5 separate regions of the Mus musculus genome follow, and regions 1, 2, 3 and 4 are each linked to region 5. The links are chromatin loops, found by intact Hi-C in ENCODE. Cell type or tissue: left cerebral cortex. All regions are shown on one strand.

Region 1 (5,000 bases), 130 kb after region 5:
AAATGACAGCCTGCACAGCTCTGGCCTTGGTTTGCTCTCAAAAGCCACAACATTTCTTTAGGAAACTATTTAGTTCCTATTGTTGATCACCTTTTTGGGCCGATGCTCAAGTTCAATTTAAGTTCTCTGCTGCACCCAAGCACATGTATCTCTGGTTGCTCTTTGGGTATCTCCATCTATTTTCATCAAGACTTCTCAGAAGCCACCGGATCCATCTGAGTTCTTGTCCTTAGTGTGACTGTTCCCCCGAACCCCCAAGAAGGACAGTGAACTGAGTATCCATTCAGTAGCAGCAGGGAGAGACGCTACTCTCCTATGCTGTTTGTTTCTGTCTCTCCTTTTTGGGGGAATACAATGGAAATGTATTTCCTTTCTCCTTTGAGATGAATATGTCATCTCACTAGTTTAGGCCAGAGAAATGTTTTGGAGGTGACATGTGTCGCTTTAGATACACAATTTTATTTGTGTCTCCCTGTTATAATAACTAGCATCAGACCAGAGATATCAAACTTTATCAGCTTGCCTTCAAAAGCCAAGCTTAAAAGGTAGCCTTCCACTAGACAAAACAAGATGTATATAGGGTGACCAGGAAAATCACTTCTCTTTTGTTAATCCTGTGAAGTTTTGGAAGTATTTCTTACTGCCAATATTGCCCGGTCTGTCCTAGTTGATTGGCAAACCAATATAAAATTCATTATTTTCTTGTTCTTCTCTGGGTCATTTGAAAAACTGAAACATAGAAGTATACCTTGCACTCTGGGTCTGCTGTGATCTTGACTTTGCCTGACCCAGTACCACTACCTCTGCTAAGTGGGTTCCATATCTCAGAACACATCTCAGCTCCACTTTCATGAACACTTTGTCTTTATGGCCCAGACACTTCTGTAGATGCTATTTCCTAACTGCCCTTCAAATCTGCCCTCTGTGATTTATATATGCCCTACTATCATTCAGCCTTTCAGGGGGTTTCCTGTTCTCACCACCAGGTTTCAATGACTCTCATCTTCCATGGTTGTGTCAAAAAAACAAAACAAAACAAAGCCTTTAAAAAAAGTAAGATACAAACTGTAGTCATCCCCTATTCCCGCTTAGTCAGTCTTCTGCCAATACTTACAGAATGAAGTCAAAATGTCTGAGCACAGCATATTCCAAGCAGCCCACGCCTGCCCTGTCTCTTTCACCACATCTCTGTGTCAGCAATAACCTCATCCCTTCTCCTCTTAGCCAGTTTCCACACAGAGACAGTAGCATTCTTTAACTGATCCTTTTAGAAATCCCTGTGTAGGTTTCATTTACTCTAAGTGGGCTTTCCTCATTGTACCTAAAAGACACGCCAAATCCTCCCAACTGTCATTTCTAAATGTAGAGTGTTCTTTAGCAATTAAATATGTTTTGTTAAAAATATTATTGATTTTGTGGCCACAGTAATGACCATATATTGCAGTATTCCTGAGTAAGGAGGGAACATTTATTTCATCACTTGTAAAAATTCAGGATTTAATACATTGCCGATAATTCAAAGATATTTATGCAACTGGAATAGGTCTCTTCATCAAATAGGTCACATCTGTAAGGTCATATTTTTATTATATTTATCTAATAGTAGTAGGTGGTGGTGGTGATGGTGGTGGTCTGTGTGTGTGCTTGGGTATGGATATGGTGGGCTTTCACGCCACTGTTGTGTGTAAGGTCAGATGACAACTTGTGGGAGTCAGTTTTTTCCTTCTACCATGCAGGCTCTGGGGATTGAACTCAGGTCGTCAGGCCTGGCAGCAGGCATCTTAACCTTAATCTTGTCAGCTGGCCATGATATTCCTAAAATCATTTTTATCATCTGTCAAGGAAGGGCTTATTGTGTGCCAGACATGCAACAAGCATTTAATAAGCGTCGTTACTCTGAGCCACGGAGAATAGCAATAGCCATCTTCACTGATTTCATTATCTGAAGAAAATCCTATCTCATCCTCTGGTAGTCACGTCATTGCAGCCCTCTAGGTAACAATTAAGTGGATTCTTTTCTTATGAAGTAACAGAGTGGGGAGCAGTACCACTAGGCTTACACTCAAGATTTTCAATCTGCAGTGTTTGAGGAAACTCATTTCCATTATTTAAAATGTCTTAGGAAGAAATTATAACATTTACAGGTCACATTTGCTTTGAAACAGAACATCTGAGGGGGACAGGTTTGATGAACCTCTACAGATAAACAAGGGGTAACTCCCAAGAGAAGAAACTAGTACAGGAAGAATAAATAATTTATCTCATATCATAACCTTCCAGAATTCATTATCCTCATCATCTTTCCCAACCACAAAAGTATCGTCTAACTATGATCTATTGATATAATGCCAAGTGATGGCAGATTTGTAGAGATGATACACCAGGGCTTACTGGAGAGAGATACTGACAAGAGTTTGAGAGAAAGTCAAGAGGCTGTGGGAAGGCACTGAAACCACATGACAACTGTCTCAGCCCCTCTTGGATGTAACAATCAGGTTTTCATAGTTCATTTCTTCTTGCCTAAGATTGTCCATCCCCTTCAAGTAACAGGCAGATTGTGAACATAACTTTTCAATAACATTTTTTTAAAAACATACATTTATTATTGATCTATATTTCCACATACAGACACTTCGTTTGCGTTTTTGCTTGATGTTGTGGGGAGGGAGTGATTAAAGCTATTCTTTTTTTCTTCTTATATCATATCCAGTTTGTAGAACACTGGTTGCTGCAGAGCCAGCTACATTTGCTGAAGGCCAAAAAGCCAAGCCAAGTGTCAGGCAATTACCAGCCCTGGGCATTTTTGCAGAAATACACAAAAACGTGTAGAATCGTTTAATTCCATCCCCTCCTAACCTCTTCACATGGAAATTGGCTGCTTGGGCGCATGCTGTTTTTCTCCCAGACCGTGTGTCAGGGGGCTATTAACACTCGCTCCAGCAGCCGGTTCCCGGGCCATTTGGGATGTTGCACGCGTTCACACCCGCGCGCGGCCCGCGGCGCCTTCACGCGCTGCCGTTTTGTTTATGCAGAGCAGCGAGGGCGACCGGGGTGCGAAGGTCTGCAAGGGCTAGATAAAGCCGGGCTGCGACACCGACGCGGTCGTCCTGCCATGGATACCACCGAGAGCGCCGAGAGCGCGCACAACCCAGCACGTCCGCCCTCGCGCAGCCGCTGCCCGCCGTCCGCGCAGCCCGGGTACCTATCAGCCGGGATCCATCCCCGCGCATTCTCCACCCTCGCCCCGTGCCCGCCGCCCACTGAGCCCGAGGACCGCCTGGCCCCGGCTCGTCCCTGTTCGCCCTCTACTTCAGCCCTCGCCTTTTACCCGCCGCTCTTGCCTTTGCCCGGGCCCGGTGCCCTTACTAAGTCCGAGTTGAGTCCGGTGGCTGGGCTCACGTTCTTTGTGCGCGACTTGCGCTTGCCATCCTGCAGGTCCGAGGGCTTCTGGAGACCGTGGGTTCGAACTCCTGGAGAGAAAGAGAAGCGGACGGGGCCCCGTGCTGCAGAGGCGGTGAGTGACAGTGTGGCCCGCTGCGGTTCAGGCTGCAGAGCATCCCCACTCCCGACCCCCAATCCAGGCCTGAGGAGTAAGGGCCTGAGTGGCTTGCGCCCCCAATCTGCCCAGTGCTTAACAGTGTGCCTGCCCTAGACCCTGTGGGTATGAACGCGGGCTGGGACATCCATTGCAGTGATGCAGTCACTTGCAGCCAAGAGCTGGGTTGTGGAGAGGCTCAGGGTCACAGCCCCTACCTGAACCAGAGGCGCTGGGTCTCACACCTTCCCAATTTCGACAATGAGATGCATGGTGACTGCGATTACTCCTTTCCTTCCTAGTTGCCCAGTGGCCCAGGAATGGCAGAAGCTTCCGGGAAGCTTTTGCAATACCAACACCCTGTCAGGTGAGTGACAGGCCTTACTGGAGGTCTCCTTCAACTCCAGCCCTAAGGGGGAAGGAGATGGGGCACGATCACGCAGCTGGTTTAATAGCTGGCGCCGTTACTCACTCTGTGTTCCCACTCTGAGGATTCTCTTACTCACAAAATTGGGAAAATACAGGACTCATCCCATAAAAGAACTGTCAGTTGGTGGATAGTGAGTGAATGCTAATTGAATTGGCTAAAACGGGAGAAAGCAGACTGAGTAGAAAAAAGAGACGTTTGGGGCTGAGGCTGTAGCTTGCTGGCAGGGTGTTTACCTGCCCTGAAAGAGGTTCTGGCTTATAAGGGGGGGGGGCATCTTATGCCCGAAAAGTTGTTTGGGGTTTTTTTCTTTTATTATTTTTAATCCTAAAAGGGCAATGGAGAACTGGCTCCTTGGCATGCAGAGTGCATGTATTACTTTCTTGCAAACCAAAAGGAGGAACGAGATGGACAGTGGCAGGTTTGCAGCAGAACAAGCCTGACTTTTAGAATACCCAAGGCTGGCCCAGCTGGTCACTGTTTTTGTTTGTTTTTACTTTTTTTTTGTTGTTGTTGTTCATTTTACTGTTTTTTTTTTTTTTTTTTTTTTTTTTTGCTGAAAGTCAGCCTTTCTTATAAGATTCTTTGTAGCTTTTATTTGAGATAAAATGTTTATGATTGTGCTGTATTAACTGCTGAAAGAAGGCCTGTGTGACTGTGTTAAAGAAAGCCTGGCCTGTGTCTATGTGTTTATAAGTGGCGTACAATAGTTCATACATGTTACCTACCAATGCTAAAGTAATTGCGGGACACAGGGCAAGCAAGTGATAAGTGGAATTGAGTTTACAGTGGTCACGTTTTATTTTTACGTGTCTGAGTATTTTGCCTGCTTGCATATGTGTTTGTACCATGTGCATGCCTTGTGTCCACAGAGGTTAAAAGAGGGAGTAGGATCCCCTGGAACCGGAGTTGCTAATGGTTATAAGCTGTTATGTGGATGCTGGGACCAGAACCCGGGTCCCAGGAAGAACAGCCACTGTTTTGAACCACTAAGCCATCTCTCTAGCCTTACTTTGATTAGTTTTGAAGTGAGGTCAG
Region 2 (5,000 bases), 140 kb after region 5:
TAATTACAGTATTTGGAATCCTCTTTGTCCCTACACTAGAATTAAATGTTGGGATTTTAAGATAGACATCATGTACAAATGTCCTGATTGTGTTATAAATATTTGTGATTCACAAAGAATACTTCTGGTTTTTTTTTTATTAAATCACAAATTTATCTTTAGTTATAATTTTTCAAGGAACTATTTGGTTTTTTTAAAAGACCGGCTCTTGTAATGTCTGGTGTTTTCTGCTGATCTCAATTGGATGTTTAGTTACAGATGATATAATCTTGGCAGTTAGTGAGGAAAACTGGGTGCTGCTACTATTCTCACGGATATTAGTATTTGTTTGCTTGCTCATAGGGAAATGCTTTAAGTAATTATAGTTGAGAAAGAAAAACAATCTTGGGTCACTTAAATCTTAAGGACTGTAATTAAGTATGGAGTAGTGTGACTCTCACTCTGATATTCTCCTGTTGTCTTTAATCTGGTGTTCAGTACTTTCTGTATATGTTGAAGGATTCCTATAATTAAAAAAAAAAGGTTTAAATTTGAATGATTTGTACAGAGTCTAAAAACGGTGAGAACATGAAGTTGCTCTCTTTTCTTTTGTCCTGGATAAAGCTAAGATTTGGAAGACATAAAATTCAACATTATCCACTTTCCTTTTGCTTTAGTTTCCCGCTCACAATATTCTCATATAAACATCTTCTTCTGGGGAGTAAAATAAATCCTCAGTGACTGATTTTTCTTACATAGGCATCACAGAAGAAAACTTATTCCATACTTTAATGAGATGGACGATGGACTTGCATGGTTAGGGTGACACAGTAGATTATGCTCATGAAGTCCTTTTAGTTTTTATATAATCACCTGCTCAGCAGTTCAGGTGCAAACAAACATATTTTATTAATCTATAATCTGAGCTACTTGTGAGGATGAGGCAGGAGAACTGCAAGTTCAATGCTTGTCTGACAATATACCAAAAATATTTTCCTGCAGTATTCCAGAATAAAAATGGGTAGAGGTGGAGATGAGAGGTAATTAGCTAGCTAAGAAATGTCCCGTGCTTGAATGACTAAGCATATCCACAGACTCTCTCATAATATTAAACCACATTATCACAACTTTGACTCCCAGGGACTCTGGAAACTACATAGCTGGAGTAAATGATGTGTCCAGAATCAGAAAAAATTAGAACCCCACAGAGAATGGGATGGGTTATTTAGAACTACTCTTTGGGAAAATGTTCTCTTTCTATTGGATTCCACCCTGTGGATCTGTGTATTTTCCTAGCAAAAAGAAAAAGCCAATGTATCACTAACATGGACCCACAGTGTTAGGAATTTCTCTTGTTAACAAATCAGGATAGTATAAGGTGGCCTGTCTTTTGTTACATGCCTATTAATATATACAGTATATGGTTTAGATATAGCCATTTATTTCTTACAGAAACCCAAGCCTATACAGACAAAATGTTCCTTTAATAAAAAGTAGCGTGCATAGGCCATTAAATACAAGGATGACACCAAAACCAAATCACTCTATTTAGGAGTGAGCTACTTGTAGATTTCAGGGAAAGTGAAGAGTTATGGGAGGAGGAAGAATGTGTGAGTGTATGGATAGAGAAGGTCTTCTGGAAACGTCGTCTGGAAACGTCTTTTACTCGTTTTCCAGACTGGTTCCCCAAACGTGACGTTTCTTAACCCACAGCAGAGGCTGCTTGAGTTCGGCTTCTTAGCTCATGAAACTGTGAAGTCCTCTTTCCTAGAGCTTAGTATTTTACAGGAGAGAACTATTCAGCAGTCTGAACGTTTTGATAGTGTTGTTTTCTTTCATATTTCAATTGTTGTTTATCAAGAGACAGGCACTGGTCTTCTTGTTCTACCAGAAATAACCCTCGGCCTCTATCAGCACCAGGGCTGGGGAACAGCTTCACTCTCTGATCTTTCAGCAGAAAGCTGTCATTTCCTTGTGGTGCTGAAGTTTAGGACCAAAGAGTAACTGAGCATGCGCTGCCCTGCCCCCAACCCCCGCACAGCCACCCCTTCCCAAGCCGGGCGACCGGGCTCACAGAGTGAGTGAGCCTTTCCTCTGACTCCGCCCCCGCCCCGCCTCTCGTGAGCGTGATTGCGTCACGACGCGCCTGACCCCTGGCGACCCCGGAAGTGGGTCGGGGGCTTGGCCTCGGCCGGGCCAAGGAGCCCGCACGGACGGTGGTGGGCGCTGGGGTCCCACCAGGGCAGCCTGTCCGGTGGCGGAGCCCGGATGCGGCCCGAGCCGGGGGCCCAGGATGCTGAACGTCCCTTCCCAGGCTTTCCCGGCCCCCGGCTCCCAGCAGCGCGTCTCCTCCCAGGGGCGCAGCAAGGTAAGTGGCGACGCCGTTCGTTCGACTACTAACTCAAACGCCCTAAGTGTGTTTGAGCTGCTGAAGTTGGCCGCGGTAAGTCCACTCGGCACCCCGCTTCCGGCATGGTTGCATTTCTGTCTCAAGCTGTCCTCTCCAGTCTTTTGTTCTTTACGGTCAAAGATCCAGGCTGAGCAGTGGCGGTGGCTAGGGATGATTGGAGTCTGCAAACCTGCCGTCAGATTTAGTGCCACCTCTTCAAGTCGCACTCCTCTGTGTATACGGTAGCCAGTGGTTCCAGCACTGCCTCATCTGTAGACACCCCTGGTTGATTTTGAATCTGGTACCATGCTCTTGTCTATTTGTTGAATATGGTTACTGTCAGCAGCAGGTGGAAATACAGATATATAGTTGCAAAATTCAGTACAAATTGTGTAGTGTATTCATTGCAAGGCGAATGCTCTTATGTTATTTTGCTAGTTCCTTATTCTGTAACCACATCTTGGTATTTTCTTTTGAGACTTCTGTCTTCTTGGGCTACTCGATTCCTTTCTCGAGTTTTATTTTATATGACTTTGAGACTTTCCATTCTTCTCCACTTAGATCTGAGGTTTTGCCCTTAGATCAGAAAAGGAATTGAGGTTTTCATTTATTTTTCAGAAATGTCTGTCCCCAGCTTTAATCATACATAGCACTAAGATGTTTTGTGGGCTCACTGATGGCCATGTGTATCTGGAGTCCTTTTCCTTTGCCCATTGAATCTTCACAGTTACCCTGAAGCTAGGGACGTTTACTATCTTCATTCTTGGTAAAAAGAAATAGGTTGATGAAAGTCTGCTATCAGTCACGTAAGCTTGTGATTATGACATTTCCTTCATTGCTGTGTGTGCGCCTCTGCTCACCAGCCATCAACTGGGTATCTTGCTCTCTCTTTAAGCTAAGTGCTTGGCTCCATAGTCTAAGGTTGCCCTTTGTAGAATGAGAACGTCAGTAACTGACTTTCTTCATTAAAATGGCTATGTTCTCAGCATTCATTTAAAGGAGAAAACTTCTAGGCAAAGACAGCAAGTTCCTTAGATGCGATAGCAGAAGTAAGTTTTGTTGTCCCCAAAGAGGGCAAAGTAAGATCTTTGTGTAATTTAATAGGACCCTCAGGTAGGATTAATTTCTTTGTTATGAAATGAGACAATCTCGAACCCTTGAGAGGCAGAGTTAGGACTGCATAAAACAATGAAACAGTCAGATAAAGTTTTCAAAAATGGAACTCAGCCAGATAGGCTGATTGTTAAATTGTTAAAAGTCTAGAACTTTGGAGTAGGAAAGAGATGTCTTTCCAAGACCCACTACTTCATCGCAGTCACATTCTGGCTCAGGTGTATGTACGCGTGACCAGTTGTTGTTGTTGTTGTCTTGTTCATAGGCCTGAGATGAGACTTTTCCATAGCACAGCATTGCTACGCACTCAGCAGATATTCCTTACCTTACGCCCTTTATTCAAATCTCACCAATTTGAATCTTACACAGAGACAGATTCCTTATGCAATAGCTGTTCAGTGTTTATTGAGAAACTGTAATGTCCTACATATGCTAAGGCATTTGATCATGGGGTTCCCAGTTGATGGTGCTGTCTCGGGATGTTATGAAACCTTGGCTTTATTGGAAACAGTATGTCACTTTGAGCAGGCTTTAAGGGTTTACAGCTTCACCTATTTTCAGTTTGTTCTGTGTGCAGTTGCTATATGATTAATCAGCTTCCTGCTCTGGGTACCTGATGCCACACCTGCCTCGCCATTATGGAATCCCCTTGTGGAACCATAAGCCAAAATAAACTCTTTGTTCTATAAGTTGACTTTGGTCATGGTGTTTTATCATAGCAGCAAAAGGAAACTTAGACAATATGGTGTGTTGAAGGGTGGTCTCTGATACTAAAACAGTATGGTGTGTTGAAGGGTGGTCTCTGATACTAAGACAGTGTGGTGTGTTGAAGAGTGGTCTCTGATACTAAGACAGTGTGGTGTGTTGAAGGGTGGTCTCTGATACTAAAACAGTATGGTGTGTTGAAGGGTGGTCTCTGATACTAAAACAGTATGGTGTGTTGAAGGGTGGTCTCTGATACTAAGACAGTGTAGTATGTTGAAGGGTGGTCTCTGATTTCAAGGGACTTAGTCTCACAGGCAGCACAGATAAGAAAACAGACAATTATATTCCGTACGTCAGTAGGGTATTAGCACCAAAAAAGAATTAGAGTTAGATTGGAGGAAAATACTATGAGCAAGTGCTTGACACCAGTGGGGAATCTGTGCCCATTAGGCCAGAGCATTTGATAGAAAGTTGTAGAAAGTCAAGGCTAAAACATGGAGCTAGTAATGCAAACTGTGACCAGAGGATCTGATTAACAGTTGAGGAATAAGGAGCCACTGTAGAAGAAAGATTTATGATTTGAGTTGCATTTCCAAAGAATTAATTGCCTTAGGGATTACTGAATGGAGAGAGAACCCAGTGATTTTCTCTGGGATAGGAATTGTTTTTCTCACTTTTTATTCTTTGGGAGGAGTCACCAGAAGAGTTTCACCAATGGTCAAAACAAGAAGGTTGAGTTAGATGATGGAGTGTACCCCAGAGGTCCTGACCTATTTATTTTGGGATAAATGAATGCCTAAATTAGATATGACTC
Region 3 (5,000 bases), 96 kb after region 5:
TTGTTGTAGTGCAATGTAACTTATATTATTTTCATATCTATCTACCTATATCTATCTATCTATCTATCTATCTATCTATCTATCTATCTCTCTCTCTCTCTCTCTCTCTCTATCTATCTATCTATCTATCTATCTATATCAAACTTTTAAGTCACTACAATATTCAAATATTATTCACCTAAAATTGATAAAGCATTTATTTCTGGTGCTGTTGAACTTTATTGAAGTCAAGAGACATATCTCGGGGCTTGGAGAGTGAACATGTCTGTTGTGAAGCTTGATGACCTGGGTTTGAGACCAGGGACCCACATGGTGGAAGGAGAGTACAGTACCTCCTCCTTTGACCTTCACACATATACCATGATATGTATCATGCTCTCAGAAAACTCATAAATGAAGGCTTAAAATATTAAAGCTATGTGGCTTAGATCATTTGCTGCTGTCGTAATGGGGAACCCCAAATTAAATGAAAGAGTAAAGGTAATCTTATCATACTGGAACCTGCCAAGGTCAAGGTCAAAGGCTACATTTCGTGAGGGCCTTTTGCCATCATAACACAGCAGAGGGCATTTTATATAAGCAGAGGAAACATAAACAGCTGCATTTGTTCTTATAGCATTCCACTCTCCCCAGAACATAACCAAATCCCTGGACAATGGCATTAAAAACCCATTCATTACAACAGAGCCCTCAACAGCTCATCACCTATAACAGTTCCAATTTCTACCCCCTTTACAATTTTTGATATTTCGTATAGTACACAATGTATTTCAATCGTTTTTGCTCTCTCATATACCCTTCCTACCCCAGTGACCCCTTCTTCTTCCCAGCTGGTTTCCACTGTATCATTTCCTTTTTGTCCATGCAGAGATCACAATTGCTTTGTGTGCCCATGACCACAATTGCTGCATCATATCCAAGAGAGGGCACTTCATGACATTCTTCCCCATTTTCCAGCTTTTGGAGTCTTTGCATCCTTTGTTCTGAATTGCTTTGCTTGGCTATATTGATTGGCTATATTGATGTTCTATCTAGGGCCAAGTACCCAACAGTCAACTTACTCTCTTCACTTGACCAATTAGGGGTCTCTACATTAACCATTGCTCACTGCAATAAGCTTCTCCAACCAAGATTGAGAGTAAAAATAGATTATACATACAAATGTAAAGAAATACTTAGGTAGTTTGACTCCATGCCCATGTAGCAAATAACAGTGGCTTCCCCCTTTAGAGCCTGTTCCCTGCCCCCGCGCCCCCCCCCCCAGCCACAAACTTTTGACAAGGTTAACAGTACAATGTTAAAATAATATGTATTTTCTCTCATAGAACAGACCTAAAAATTGAATAGAGATGTGATTCGTTATCACCATAAAAGCCATGCCACTATAATATGAGTGGGCATATTTTGCCAGGCCGGTCAGTATTGTAACATGCAAGGTCCACAGCTGGATAAGACTGTTGATGGCTGTTCTCCCCTAGTAGCCTTCATAGTACTGTACCAAAGTGAATCAGCTGGAAGGACACTTCTAGCTCTGTTTTAGCTTAATTTCTTTGTGTCCTGTATCCAAGGTGAATAATGTCTTACCATCTAGTTCTGGTGGGCGCCAAGAGCAGTAACAATACCCTGTTTAGTCTGGATGACTTCTGACATCCTCTTGGACAATAACTTACAGAGACGTACTCTCTACCTGGTACTGGAATTCTCATTTTAAATCCTATGGTTTCTGAGAGGAGCACTAGTCAACCAAATAGGACACTGTAGTGGCTTCAGTGATAAATGTTTCCTATAGTCTCTAGCATTTGGATAGTTGGTCCCCAGTTAGTGCTATTTGGGGAGGCTTAAGAGTTATGTCCTTGGTGGAAGAAGTATATCACTGGGGGTAGGGGTAGTCTTTGAGAATTCAAAGACTCATTCCCAGTTTGATGTCTTCTTGGTGTTTTCAGTTCCAGATGTGACCTTTCAGATATTCCTGCCACCATGCTTGCTTACTGCCACACTTCCCTGCTGGATGACAAGAGCTCTTGTCCCTCTGGAATCCTAAGTCCGAATTAGTTCTCCCTTCTGTAAGTTGCCCTGGTCAGAGTGTTTTATCACAGCAATAGAAAAATAGTGAATACAGATGTCTTGGTTCAAACTTTTTTTCTCTTATTACTGGTATGATAGTGGTTAAATTTTAACATGAGTTTGGAGAGAATGTTCAAGCGTAGTAATATGCAATGTCAACCCACTCCAGAAGCTTTAATCAGCTAGGCTGCAGTACTATATGAAGGAACAAGCCAAGTGTAATTGAAGAATTTCCCATGTAGACGCTCAGAGCAAGTTTCTATATTTAATTAACTTTTAACAGACACTATATTTAGTTCTCATTTCTCAGAGTTCTTCAGTTATTATCTGTCTACTAAAAATATTGGTGGAAATGAATAATTTTGATAATCTTTCAAAAATAGCCTAACTTGGCACATGCCTTCTAAAAAATGGATAATATGTAGGCTCCCAGAGGAATTATAAAATACTAGAAGAAAATTTAGGTACCCAGAAACTCTTGTGCAGTGCACTTCAGGAAAGAGTTGTTCTAAGTCCGATAGTAATTACCTCCAATTGAGTTCTTATCCACCACAATTTACTTCCTGTCCTTGAAGTATATTCAGATTTCGTAAATAAAATCATGCTTACAAATGTCACAGTGAAACAACCTCACTGGCATTTGACCTTGCTCAAACAATAAAATATAATCCCAGATATTTTGCAAGAAGGAAAAAATCACAACCACGTTCGTGAAATCCTCTGCTGACAAATATATCCAGTGTCTTTATGGAGGTGGAAGCATTTACAATAAGGAAGCCTTGGGGGAGGATGGACTTATACATGGCAGAAGTTCTCATTGCAAAGGAGCACGCATTTGCCCAAGTTGTTTTCTCCCTGTTACATAAGGACATGGGAGTCGGCCAATGGACATCTTGACACAGAGAATTGACAGATGTCTGCAGAGTAAAACTGGAAACAAGCCAGCAGTCCAAACTGGCACACTTCATAATGACTATGGACCAGACATTTGCTTTAATGAAAGATATTTCTAGGTTTCCAGTTTTGTTATAGGTCATAAGACTTTATGAACACATTTAATTGCCTGTATCTTTGAGATTTTTTAGTAGTAATTCATACATTTGCTTTCAGAAGTACGATGCTGCATTTGTTATGTATAAAAATAAACTGCAATATGGTTTGTGGACAAAAATACTCAGTATCTTTGGATTATAGGCAAATACTGTCACTCTTTGATATACATTGAGAAGCCTATGTGTTCTCATGAGAATAATGGTAAGCAAAATCAGCAAAAGAAAAAAAAACAGATTTTCTGCAAATAATCTCTCCTTCAGTGTTACATTTTATTGGAGGAGTGTGAACTTACAGTCCCCACCTTGTTCCTATCAGCAGTCCATTTCCAGCTGTACATATGGTGTGACAGAGAGGGTCCAGGCTCTGAAATGTGACAAATTTCATCAGACCCACCTCTTCTATTTACCATATGGGTGGTAAATAGGGGATACCATATCTATTCCATCATTACACAAGTATAATGAAGATAAAAATAAAAATAAATTTGTCGCATTTAGGGGATAAGTGTTCAGTAGTTATTCTTTCCCCCTCAAACCCCTCTTCTGCCTTCATGAAACCAAACAGTAAAACTGGGACTTGTTAGAGTGTGTCCTACTTTCAAGTGGCATACTGTTCAAGAGTACTAAATTAGCTTTTAAAACGCTAAGGATTAAAGACATCCATAAATGCTATTTGTTAGAAACATGGATGGGGGCAGGGGGAATTCTTCAAAGAGGAGATAGCCCCAAGGCTCTAGCCCTATTCATGGGTTCATTGGTTCATGTATTAGTGAGTATATTAGTGAGTATTGAGAAGGTGGCTTTGTTACAGACAAGAGTTCTCTTTGGTGCTCTTGCTTTACCACCCCGTGCCCTCCACCATGTCACAGTGGATCAGAAAGGTCCTACTTAGATGTAAACACCATGCTCTTGGGGTTCCCAGCTTCCAGACTGTGAGCCAAACAAGCCTCCGTTGTTTATAAACTCCCTAGCTTGTGGTATTCAGTTGCAGCAAGAATAAATGGAGTCATACAAACAAGACCTGTTTATTTAGGGAAAAAAAAAAAACATCAATCACGTTAAAGACTTTTTTTACCTAATTAAAACAATCTAGAAGAAATATTAGGCCTTTGGAACATACAACCTGTCAACATTGTAATAACATATCACACTACTAGGGCAAAGTTCACGTGGAAGGAGAACAGCCCTATAGCTGGCTATGGTTAAGATGTTTTCCTAACTTCTTGAGTTTTTAATATATTTTGGATATTAGCCCCCGTCAGATGTAGGGTTGGTGAAGATCTTTCCCCAATCTGCAGGCTGCGGTTTTGTCCTACTGACAGTATTGTTTGCCTTACAGAAGCCTTTCAGTTTCCCGAGGTCCCATCTATTAATTGCTTATCTTACCTAGTTCCTGAGCTGCTCCCTAAACTGGGCTGCCTTCCCTGGCCTCAGCGGGAGAGGATGTGCCTAGTCTTGCAGTGGGTAGGTTGATACCTGGGGAGGGGAGGGGTTCCTTTTCTCAGAGGAGAAGAGGAGGGGAAAGGCGCAATGTGATTGAGGGACTAGGGGAGAGGGGTCTGCTATAGGGATGCAAAGTGAATAAATTAATTAACCAATGGGAAAAAAGTCTAACCAGGGGGAAAAAAAAAGGATGCTTTCCTAAGACAAAGCTAATAACCGTGTGAGAACCGGGCTGGGTTCCTCCCAGAAATCTGCACAGGTCTTTGGGTACCAGGGAACCTAAACCACATGAGTGTCACTTCGCTGGGGATCTGTAGTCACCCCTCCTTCTCTTCCTTCCTCAGACTCTGACCACCACTTTGGGTTTTGTTACTATGCTCCCTCCATTTAGACTTCTCAGTCTATCACGATATGGAACTTGTGGTCTTGAATGAGTCAAGC
Region 4 (5,000 bases), 120 kb after region 5:
AGTCCACCCTAGTGAAGAAGTCACCATAGCAGGAGGAGGAGCCTGGCGGGAACCACAGCAAAAAAGCAAGAACCATGAATAATAATGCTGAAGGATACCGCCCAGTATACCCTCTCAAGGCATATCCTGCTGGCAGATATGATGTCTTCCAACACAATTAACTTAATTAAGATAATCCCAAGAGACATGTCCAGAAACACATCTCCCAGGTGATTCTAGATTCTGCCAAGAGGATAATTAGCACTAACCATCACACTACCCAGGACGACATGAATGTGGTTGCTCTGGGAGATCAGGGACTGGTGGAGGTACAGGTGGTTGTGAGCTACCTGGTGTGGGTGTGGGGAACTGAACTTGGGTTCCCTAAAAGAACAGTATATGCTCTTAACTGCTGAGCTATCTTTCTTAGTCTCTAGATTTGGTAAGATCCCCTAGCAGTGGCTGGGTTGAGGTATAGGATAACTACAGGTCTTAAATCTTGATACTGTAGTGAGAACGGACCATCTGACAATGGGTCTCGAATAGCAGTGCCCTCCACTGCAGCACTCTGACCTTTTGCAGAGATTGTTATCCTTGCTCCATCTTTCTCTATTTAATGCTTTTCAGCCACCTTCAGTTTGTGCTTCTAGCAAATTCCCCACTGGCGAGCAAAACGCAACTTTGATGGAGCAATTGGTGACAAGATAGAAAGCTACAAGTGGGGCAGGGAGAAGCAATGTCCTCACCCTAGTAAAAGAAATTGGTTTTCAGGTGGCTGGGGATGGAGGGAGAGACTAGTGGGAGAGATGACTGGAATGGGGGGAGGGGGAGGGTTGGGAGCAAGTGGAAGCCTGGTGTGAGAGAAAACTCCATGGAATCTAGAAGGGGTAACTCCAGCAAAGTCTCCTAGTAATGGGGAGCCTAGGGTCTAAAGGAGCCATCCTTTATAACTAGGCAAGGCCTCCAGTGAAGGAATTGGGACACCAAGCCAGCCACAAACCCTCCTACCTACAATTTGTCCTGCCTGCAGGATGTGCTGGGACTGGAGCCTAGCATAACCCTCATCAAAGAGACCAGACAGACCTCATCCAGCAGCTGATGGTAGCAGATGCAGTCTCACAGCCAAACATTATGTGAAGCTCAGGGAGTCCTGGCAAAGAAGGATCAGAGGACCAGGGTGATCAAGGATACCACAAGAACACAGCCCACAAAATCAACTGACTGGGACTCAAGTGAGCTCCTAGATATCAGGGAACTTCTATGGGTCTAATCTAGGCCCTCTGCATATGTTATGGTTATGTGTGTCTGTGTTCTGGTGGGATTGCTAACAGTGGGAGCAGGACCGATCTCTGACTCTTTTGCTTGTCTTTGGGATGCTTTTCCTAATACTGGCTCACCTTGCCCAGCCTTGATGTGAGAATACATGTCTGGTCTTACTTAGCTTGTTATGTTGTATATAGTCGAGGTCCTTTGGAAGGCTTGATCTTTTCTGAGGGAGGTGAAGTGGGTTGGATCTGGTGGGGGTGGGGGTGGGGAAAGGGGAAGTCTAGAGGAGAGACTCAGGGGAGGGAAGGGAGAACATAATATACAAGAGAAGAATAAGTAAAAGGAAAAAAGGAAAATTCACTTTCTAGATCCACTTGTGATTCCTACCAATTTGTATAAGAACCCACTATACTCAGCCCCAGGAGGCATTGTGTATGATTGTGACATAGTAAACTTATTGTGATGTTCTTAAGGAGACTCTTATATAGAAACCAGCTTTTGTGGTATCTTGCTAGAATTAACATTATTAAGGAGGGGAAAAATCCTCTCTAATTTCTTCTTTGGCAATATGTCAGTATGATCAGATTAGAAGGAGGATTCAGTTCTGATCTAGATGAGATTCTCTTGATTCAGCTTTAATATGACTTAAGTTTAATGATATAAAGAGAGAGAGAGTCTAGAAATGCAGATTGAACAGGCTTACTTTTCTCAGTTCCCTAATAAATGCTGCTCAAGGGATGGTAAGGAAACCAAAATAGGCCATGTGCACAGACACAAAGGGAAGAGGAGGGGATGGCGGGCCATGACTGACTCATCCCTGTGAAGAAAACTGACACCAGAGCAGAGCCAGCAGTGGGAGACAGAAACAAGCTGACTCATACTGCAGAACTCTGGGGAGACTCAAGAAGGGAGCTTTGGGGTTCCTGGGAGAATGAGAATTTGAGGAGACATTTAAATAGAATGGGATGAGAGTGCATTACTTGCCATGGTAAGATACCTTTCCACACAAAACGGGAACATCCCCCACTGTCTATCACAGTGGCACACTGGGAAGGTCAACCCTGATAGCTCTCTGACTCAGAGCACAGCAGGCACAGCTGAGGGACTGTCCTGAGATAATGGGGTCATTAGTTAACCTACTATCTTGAAATGATGGGGTCACTAGTAAACCCATCCTAAGCAAGCATTATGCACTCAAATTCAGCTCTACTGTGGTCAGTTGGTTGCCATATATATATATATATACACATACATACATTTTAAGATTTTCAGTACCTAAATGCTACTATTGTTGAAGTCAAATATATCCCCCAAGGATTCACACTTTGAAGGCTTGGTCACCAGCTTTTTATGCACAGGGATGTGGTAGACCATTAAGAGATGAGACCCAATGACAGGAATTTAGGTCCCTAGGGGTATGCCCTTAAAGATGTCAAGACCTTAGTCTTCCTACTACTACTGCTACTACTACAACAACTACTACTACAACAACTACTACTGCAACAACTACTACTACTCTTCCTCTTCCTCCTTTTCTTCCTCCTCCTCCCCTCCCCCCCAATACCTCCTCCTCTTCCTCCTTTTATTCTTTCCTTGCTTCCTGGCTTCCAGGCACCATGCATTTCCTGCCACAAGCTCAGAAGTCACAGGGCCTCCTGGACATTGAGTGAAACCTTTGGAATTATAAACCAAAGCAACCTTCCTCCTTATCAGTTGATTATCTCCGTTTGTCATGACGGCGAAACCTGACAACATGACAGTTATCTGCTCCAATATCGTTGTTCTTGGATGACAGTTACAAATACAATTTCAGGGTCTCTAGAACCAAGAGCAACTCTTCTCTCTGAGAGTTAGAAGAGTGCATGGCCGTGAACCATAGGAAAGGAGCCTGGCTCTCTGCAGACCAGCCATCTGGAAGCTGTGCCTTCTAGGTAGTATCTCAGGGCTCCCCACTGGCTCTTGGTTACTTAATAATACAGTGACTATAAGCACAATCCTGGAGTCATGTTGCTTGAGACCAAACTTAGCTCTGTCATTTGTCTGCTAAGACAACCTACTTCCCCATATGCTGGTTGCATTGTATAAAAGAGTTTAAAAAGTCTTGCACATCTTTGGTGCAGATACCGAGAATTTACTACTACTACTTCCTCCTCCTCCTCCTCCTCCTCCTCCTCCTCCTCCTCCTCTTCTTCTTCTTCTTTTATCTGTAAGCATTGTGTTTCTCTCTGTGACAGTTAGTTACTCTTGATCAGCAGCTTGACAGAACCTGGAGTCACTGAGGAGACATAGCTCTCACATACTCCTGGGAGGCTGTTTTTAGAAAGAATGAACTGAGTGGAGAAGATCCTTCTTGAGAATGGGCAGCACCTTCCAATGGGTGGCCCAATACTAAACGGGATAGGGACTGTACTTTTGCCTGCCTTCACTTGTTCATGAGTGAGAATGTTTGTCTCTGCGGCTGCTGCTGCATCATGATGATGATGACGATGATGATGATGACGATGATGATGATGATGATGATGATGATGATGATGTTAGTGCCATCCTCTCCTGGCTCCAGATACCAGCTGCTTCTGCCTTCCTGTGTGGAACGTCATTGATACTTAGGAACAAGGATTTCAGCATCAGACTCAGACTGCTGAGGCATCCACCTTCATGGCCTGAACAACTACAGAGGTTTCTGACTCTCCAGCAGATAGATGGCCATTGTTGGAAGGCCAAGTCCTTGTTACATAAAGGCAGTCTTTAACACTTACATGTATATATTTATGTGTATGTACTTGTATGTGTATATGAATATATATATACATATATGTATGTCTCTGTGTGTCTCTCTCTTTGTGTGTGTAATGGTTTGAATATGCTTGGCCCAGGAGTGGCACTACAAGGAGGTGTATCCTTGTTGGAGTAGGTGTGGCTTTGTTGGAGGAAATATGTCACTGTGGGGATGGGCTTTGAGACCCTCCTCCTAGCCACATGGAAGTCAGTCTTCTAGCTGCATTTGGAACAAGAGGTAGATCTATCAGCTTCTCCAATTCTATACCTGTGTGGAGACTGCCATACTTCCTGCCATAATGATAATGGACAGAACCTATGAACTATAAGATAGCCCCAAGTAAATGTTGTCTTTTATAAGAGGTGCCATGGTCATGGTATATCTTCATAGCAATGAAACCCTAAGACACACACTACACACACACACACACACACACACACACACACACTCGTTGAACATATATGTATTAATTGAATACACATATCAATCCCATTCCTGTGAGACCCCCCCAGGTAGAGTTTTAAGGGATTAATTCAACTAATATCACCATGTTAATTCTCCCATTATCATGAGCAAAATGTCTGCCAAAACAACAACAACTTACAATGGAAAAGATTTATCTTAGCTCATGGTCTCAGGGAAAATAGTCCCTTGCACAGAAGTGGCCCATTCCAGGCGAGATGAACTTGGCTCAGCTCCTCACATCCTGGTAGGCAGGAAGCAGAGGGCTCAGGTAGAACTTGAGCTGTACCGCTTTCGAGGCCCACTCCCAACTACTCACTTCCGCTAACTAGGCCATGGTCCTACCCTTCCAAAATAACACCATCAAAGGCACTGGGTGGTCTGGCGCATGAGCCTGTGGGGGACATTTCACATTCAAGCTGTAACACTCAACAGAATTCTATGACTCAGAAAACTGTGACTCAGAGTATGATCACTAGATTGTTTTTTAACCTAAACACTAGAGGCCCATGGTGGC
Region 5 (5,000 bases):
TCTAGGTTGACAGAACCGTGAGTCAGCCTCCCAGAGTTGGGGAAACTGATGGAAAGATGGCTAAATGATTCAGCATGCTGCAGCAAAAGGAGCTGGTCATGAATTTATAATTCCTACTCCTGTTAGGTGTCTTGGCCCTGAGAGCCTCTCTTACCTGGTACTCAATGTGTAACACATTATACTGTAATCAATAAATTTTCTTAAACATTCCCTCAGGAAAAACGTAATAATGTCTCCCCCTCAGATAAACTTCTAGACAGAAAAGTCTCCAATGCCGTGTGACAGCTCTGACAGAGCCCAGTTGCAAGCTTCCTCAAGCTCTGCTCATGGCAAAGGAGAGGGCTGGGGCTAACTGGAATGGTGGGGTTGCCATTTTCTTGGCAACACAAGAGACAGAAGAAGGGTTGAAGAAAATAAAATATAAAAATAAAACAAACAAACAAACAAAAAAAACCCCCCAACAAACCAAAAGAGGTCAAGACAGTGAGGTGGGAATATGAGCACGGGCAAATGTGTTTCTGTGCCAAGAGTGACATTTAACAATGAGCACCAACAAAGGGCAGAGGAGTCTAAGCAGGTCAAACAGATGTAGAGAGACTGTAGAATACTATTTGGGATAGTCTTGGGGGATACTCACTGCCTAAAGCAGGTTAAAGTCTTTCTAAGTATCACTTTCCCCTCCAGTAGCAAAAGACTAACTATACTAACAGCATGAAAAACTTCAGAAACATACAGCTCCCCAACCAGAATAAAGCTTTCTCCGGAGAGCCAATGATCATGGGAAATATTATGTATTAAATATTATGTTTTCATCTAAAACTGTACCACCTCTAAAGAGGAGAGGACATTCATTTTGTGAGCTGACCAGTTATCCCACCCAGCATTTTCTGAGAACAGGACAAAGGAAGTGTGCCAAGATGTTCAGAATGAAATCGCCATTATCTGCTCATTCAATAGCTTGGATTTATTTCAGTTCGGCTCAGTGTAGTGACATATGACACACGCGCGCACTCCCCCACACTCACACACAAATTCTGAGTAGCAGCAGAGGAAAAAGCAGGATTTTACGATTATCCAAAATGCTCTTAAGAAATTAGTGTCAAGAGTGGCCATCCACCCACCCATCAATCTCTCTGTCTCCCCATTGTGACCCTACCACCCCTCATTTCCTTTAACCTAACAGAGAGTGGAGAAAAAAAATGATTAAAAGGATGTAGCCCAAATGTACACTTTTATGCAACCGTGTGTGTGTGTGTGTGTGTGTGTGTGTTCCCTCCTCTAGGCTCTTGGAGGTCATCAGAAGAAAAAAACGGCTCGATAGACAAGGTTTCAGGGCCTATTCAAGGGGACACCTCCAAGGCCAGAGGCAGGAGCTCAGGATCTCAGGATCGACTCGATGGTGAGCCAGTTCCCAAGGCTTCTGGCAGTATTACAGACTGCCAAGGCCATGCCGCCGGCCTTTGAGCCCCTATGGTCACGCGCATGTCCCGCTTATATAAAAGGATGCTTACAGTCCAGGTGCTTCTTCTTGGGGCCCATCACCTCATGAGTGGTGGCTTTGCAGACTGCTCTTGCTACAGCAGAGCCAGTCACGCTGTACTGAGCGGCGGCGATCCGATCCGTGAGCGTTTGGCCCGACATCTTCACCGGCCGCGTCTACCGCCTCCTCTTCTGCAGGAAATAAGAGGAGATGGTCCGGCTTTCACCCGCACCGCCTTAGCTGGAGCGCCCGGCCTTGCCTGCTCCCTCCGCTCGGCGGTTCTCTCCTCCGCCGACCCCGCCCTGGCACCGCCTCTTGGGACCAGCGGCGCGCCAAGCCCAGTTGGTCCATCGAGGTCCAGGGCTGTCAGCCACCCGCAGGGTAGTCCTTGCATCGTGCCACGGTCCCGCTTTCCCACACCCTGAAGCGGTCACCACATCCCGGCTTCGCCCCCTGTCAAGCAGCACTGTCCGCGCAACCCTTTTCGGTGGTGCGAGACCCGGTGCGCGTCGGGGTTACCCCGGACGCCGCGCCCAGAAGCGCGCACCTTTCGCTGCCCCGAGCCGCAACGTGTCTCCCACAGCACCGCAGGGCCGCGGCCACCTCCTTTCTGTCCTGGGGCTGCGGCGGCAGCAACGACTCCTCTTCCCTCGCCCTCCATCCCTATAGTCGGGCCGCCCTGAGCCGCGATGCGCCTCACCCTTCTCCAGTCGGATCTCAGAGGGCGGACAGCCCAGGCCCCGCCCGGCCGCTAAAGCGCCACCGAGCTGTCACCCGGCCGCCTCTGCCCTTCTCCGCGCCCTAGGATTATCCCTCGAATCCCCGGGTCCTGGAGCAGGGGAGGGGACCCGTGCGGCCCAGCGTACTCACCCCGCCCCAGGAGCACCGCAGCCCGGACGCCGCGCGAGGTAGCTGAGTGCAGACACGCACCGCCCTGGTGTCCCCGGGCCGCGATGCCTGTAGCCCCGGCCCGGCCCCTGTCTCAGCTCCGCGGTCCCCGCGGTCCCCACCCGCCGCCGCCTCCGCCAGCGCCGCCGCGTCTCTCTAGCGCTCGGCGCAGCGTCCCCATCCCCGCCCCCACCTCAGCTGGAGCGCCTGCGACGAGTCAGGTGACGGCAGCCGACGAACCCGGGCCAGTCCTCTGCAGAACGCCAGCGGCCCCCTCCCTGTCGCTCCTGCTCGCCGCCCCCCTCGGAGCCGCGGCTTTAAACGGGAGGAGGGCCGCACGCGAGCATCCCTGGCGGGCGACGGCGGAGGAGGGGGTGGGACCGGAGGGGCGCCGCGGCTCTATGGCTTGCGTTCTTGCGCGCGCCCTGCGTCCCCGCGCGCACCCGCTGCGTCCCCGGGCGGACCTGGTGCGCGCGCGCCGCGCATACCTGCCGGGCAACTGCAGGATGCTCGGGGATCGCCGCGGGCGTGGGCCTGGGGAGAGGGAGGGCTGTGAAGGCCGAGGCAAGGGCGGCAGCGTGCGCTGCCAACAGAGCCCAGCCCCTTCTCCTAAGAAGCGTGCCTGTGACTAGCTGGCCTGTCCTCGGCAGTAGAGGCCCAGATGGGCAGGGCGATTTGAAATGTCAGATTCTGTGGCCACGCGACCGTTACCTGTGCACCCTCAGCTCCTTGAGGCTGCTCCACTAGTCTCAGTTACAACGGGGAGCCGAGTGGGCAGGTAATTCGAGCCGCTTTAGCCTTAAAGCAATACTGAGGTATGCGGTATAGACAAGTAGCAAAGCAATTAGCTGAATGCCAGATTACACTCGTCTTGTAATCATTTGCACCCTTAAACTGTAATTTTTGCCATTTAAATATGTCGGAACGTCTTATATTATTTGAATGTCGAGTGTTATTTGCATGGGATTGGAGTCGGTTAATAATTTCATGAGTTGACATTTGTAAAGGTCATTGTCTTAACTATTCTTTTAAATTCCCACGGTTAAGATCAGAAGTTCCCTTAGGTACTTCCCTGACATATTTTCTGGCTTTACACAGGTGACCTCTGTTCAGTCCCCCAAGGTCATATACGCCTACTTACACACATCAAGGTTCTGCCTTGTAGTTTTTCTCTTGGTCCGGTGTTCAATACCCAATCATAACTTCCTAACAGCTGGGGCTGATCCCAGCAGCAGCAATTAGAAACCTTGTTGACTAAAGAAAGAAAGATCAAGACCACCACCAAAAAGTTATGTACGTATTACTATATGACCCCCGCAGTCCTGCACAGTATTTACCCAATTGGGGGGGGGGGGAACCAGACACACACATTTTTCTCTTTAAACTTTCACTCAAAATTAGTAGCAGCTTATATAATGGCCCCACACTGGAGGAAAACCAGTCTATTGATAAATAGCTAAAGAAAACATGGCATATCCACACAACAGAATACTACTTAGCAATAACAAGACAGAAATGAACAACATGGATGAATTTGAGAACATACGATGCTTCATGAAAGAGGCCAAATCACCAGGACGTTATTTACTATTTTGATCCATTTATGTAACAGAGTAAGAAAGGTTTAAGTTCAAGACAGAAAATACACCAGATGCCAAGGTTCAGGACTGGGGACTGACTTCAAAAGAAAAACTATTTAAAATGATAGAAAAGGTTTATATCATGACTAAGGTGGTCGATAACAACAGTATGAATTTGGACACATAGAATTGGTGAATTTTATTGCAAGTAAACGAGAACTCAGCATATCTGATAAAGAGCTGGAGTAGCCGTATTGGTATTAGCTAAGGTAGACTTTATAGTAGGGATGTTAATGGGAAGAAAGAGGCACATTGCATAACAACAAAACTCATCAACAGCCAATTCCATATGTTTAGCCATCTAGGAACAGAACTTCAAACAGGATGGTGCAAAAGGAGCGATAGTAAATCCACAATTACAGCTGAGTTCTGCATCGTCTCATTTATAATTGATAGAGTAAGTAGACAGAAAACTATTGAGGGTATGTGTGATTCAAAATAGCCCTAACTTACTCTGTCATATAATATAGAACACTTTAGCCTGCAATAGTGGAATGCATTATTTTAAATGCTTTTAAAATATTCTCCAGAGTAGACAATATTCTTCACTGTATAAGTAGGTTCAATACATTCAGAAGAATTATAGTCATACAAATTATGGGGTTTCCCCCCTACAGTTGAGTCAAACTCATTAACAGATAGATATCTTTTTTAAAAATCAGTATATTAAATAGCACACTCAGCGCACCCATAGACCTAATATTCCCATACAGAACTACTTTCAACTAAATGGTAATAAAAATAAATGCAACATATCAAAATATACTACCTGTAGAAAAAGCGCCGACTATAAGAAAATGTATAGTATTAAAATACTTATATTAGGAATGAAGCTGGACACAGTGTAGGGTAAAATGTCTACAGGCTGTAGGGTAAAAGGTCTGAGCACACTTCCAGGTTTGAAAACCCATCTAAACCCAGTTCCTGGGCTCTCACTCTAAGCTCAGGACTTGAAATCCCACGAATCCCCACCCTAAAAAATCTCCATCCAG

What was found. A loop is a pair of places that touch in the nucleus more often than their neighbours do. Peaks named below come from ENCODE experiments on the same cell type or tissue, not always from the same donor. Only the 100,000 strongest peaks of a DNase experiment are listed, where the experiment ranks them.
Region 1: it touches region 5 in a loop (7-fold over the local background); 7 of 42 quality-filtered maps call a loop at or near these places.
Region 2: it touches region 5 in a loop (8-fold over the local background); 7 of 42 quality-filtered maps call a loop at or near these places.
Region 3: it touches region 5 in a loop (2.3-fold over the local background); 2 of 42 quality-filtered maps call a loop at or near these places.
Region 4: it touches region 5 in a loop (8-fold over the local background); 5 of 42 quality-filtered maps call a loop at or near these places.

Annotation. Positions count from the first base shown.
Region 1 is chr9:87,012,433-87,017,432 of GRCm38, forward strand. It overlaps Ripply2 (ripply transcriptional repressor 2), which reads left to right and starts at 3,105. Exons shown (of 4, transcript NM_001037907.2): 1 at 3,105-3,198; 2 at 3,436-3,514; 3 at 3,838-3,902. The coding sequence starts at 3,113. It overlaps Gm51687 (a long non-coding RNA gene), which reads right to left and starts at 4,080. Exons shown (of 3, transcript XR_003948201.1): 1 at 3,754-4,080; 2 at 2,857-3,470; 3 at 1-2,749. In left cerebral cortex, no CTCF peak of the experiment used is centred here; DNase peaks (open chromatin) are centred at 3,105 and 3,848; H3K4me3 peaks cover 1,876 bases; H3K27ac peaks cover 1,362 bases.
Region 2 is chr9:87,019,907-87,024,906 of GRCm38, forward strand. It overlaps Ripply2 (ripply transcriptional repressor 2), which reads left to right. Exons shown (of 4, transcript NM_001037907.2): 4 at 1-535. Cyb5r4 (cytochrome b5 reductase 4) reads left to right here and starts at 2,123. Exons shown (of 16, transcript NM_024195.2): 1 at 2,123-2,347. The coding sequence starts at 2,273. In left cerebral cortex, no CTCF peak of the experiment used is centred here; a DNase peak (open chromatin) is centred at 2,043; H3K4me3 peaks cover 1,985 bases; H3K27ac peaks cover 1,729 bases.
Region 3 is chr9:86,974,178-86,979,177 of GRCm38, forward strand. No RefSeq gene overlaps it. Among named protein-coding and RNA genes, the nearest start is that of Gm39389, 14 kb to the left of the region's middle. In left cerebral cortex, no CTCF peak of the experiment used is centred here; a DNase peak (open chromatin) is centred at 2,924.
Region 4 is chr9:86,998,060-87,003,059 of GRCm38, forward strand. All of the region lies in intron 2 of Gm36539 (a long non-coding RNA gene), which reads right to left. Among named protein-coding and RNA genes, the nearest start is that of Gm36539, 5.6 kb to the right of the region's middle. In left cerebral cortex, no CTCF peak of the experiment used is centred here; DNase peaks (open chromatin) are centred at 2,076 and 3,270; H3K27ac peaks cover 275 bases.
Region 5 is chr9:86,877,911-86,882,910 of GRCm38, forward strand. Snap91 (synaptosomal-associated protein 91) reads right to left here and starts at 2,539. Exons shown (of 30, transcript NM_013669.2): 1 at 2,351-2,539; 2 at 1,512-1,671. The coding sequence starts at 1,641. In left cerebral cortex, CTCF peaks have their summits at 2,726 and 2,938; DNase peaks (open chromatin) are centred at 1,009, 1,761 and 2,622; H3K4me3 peaks cover 3,479 bases; H3K27ac peaks cover 2,335 bases.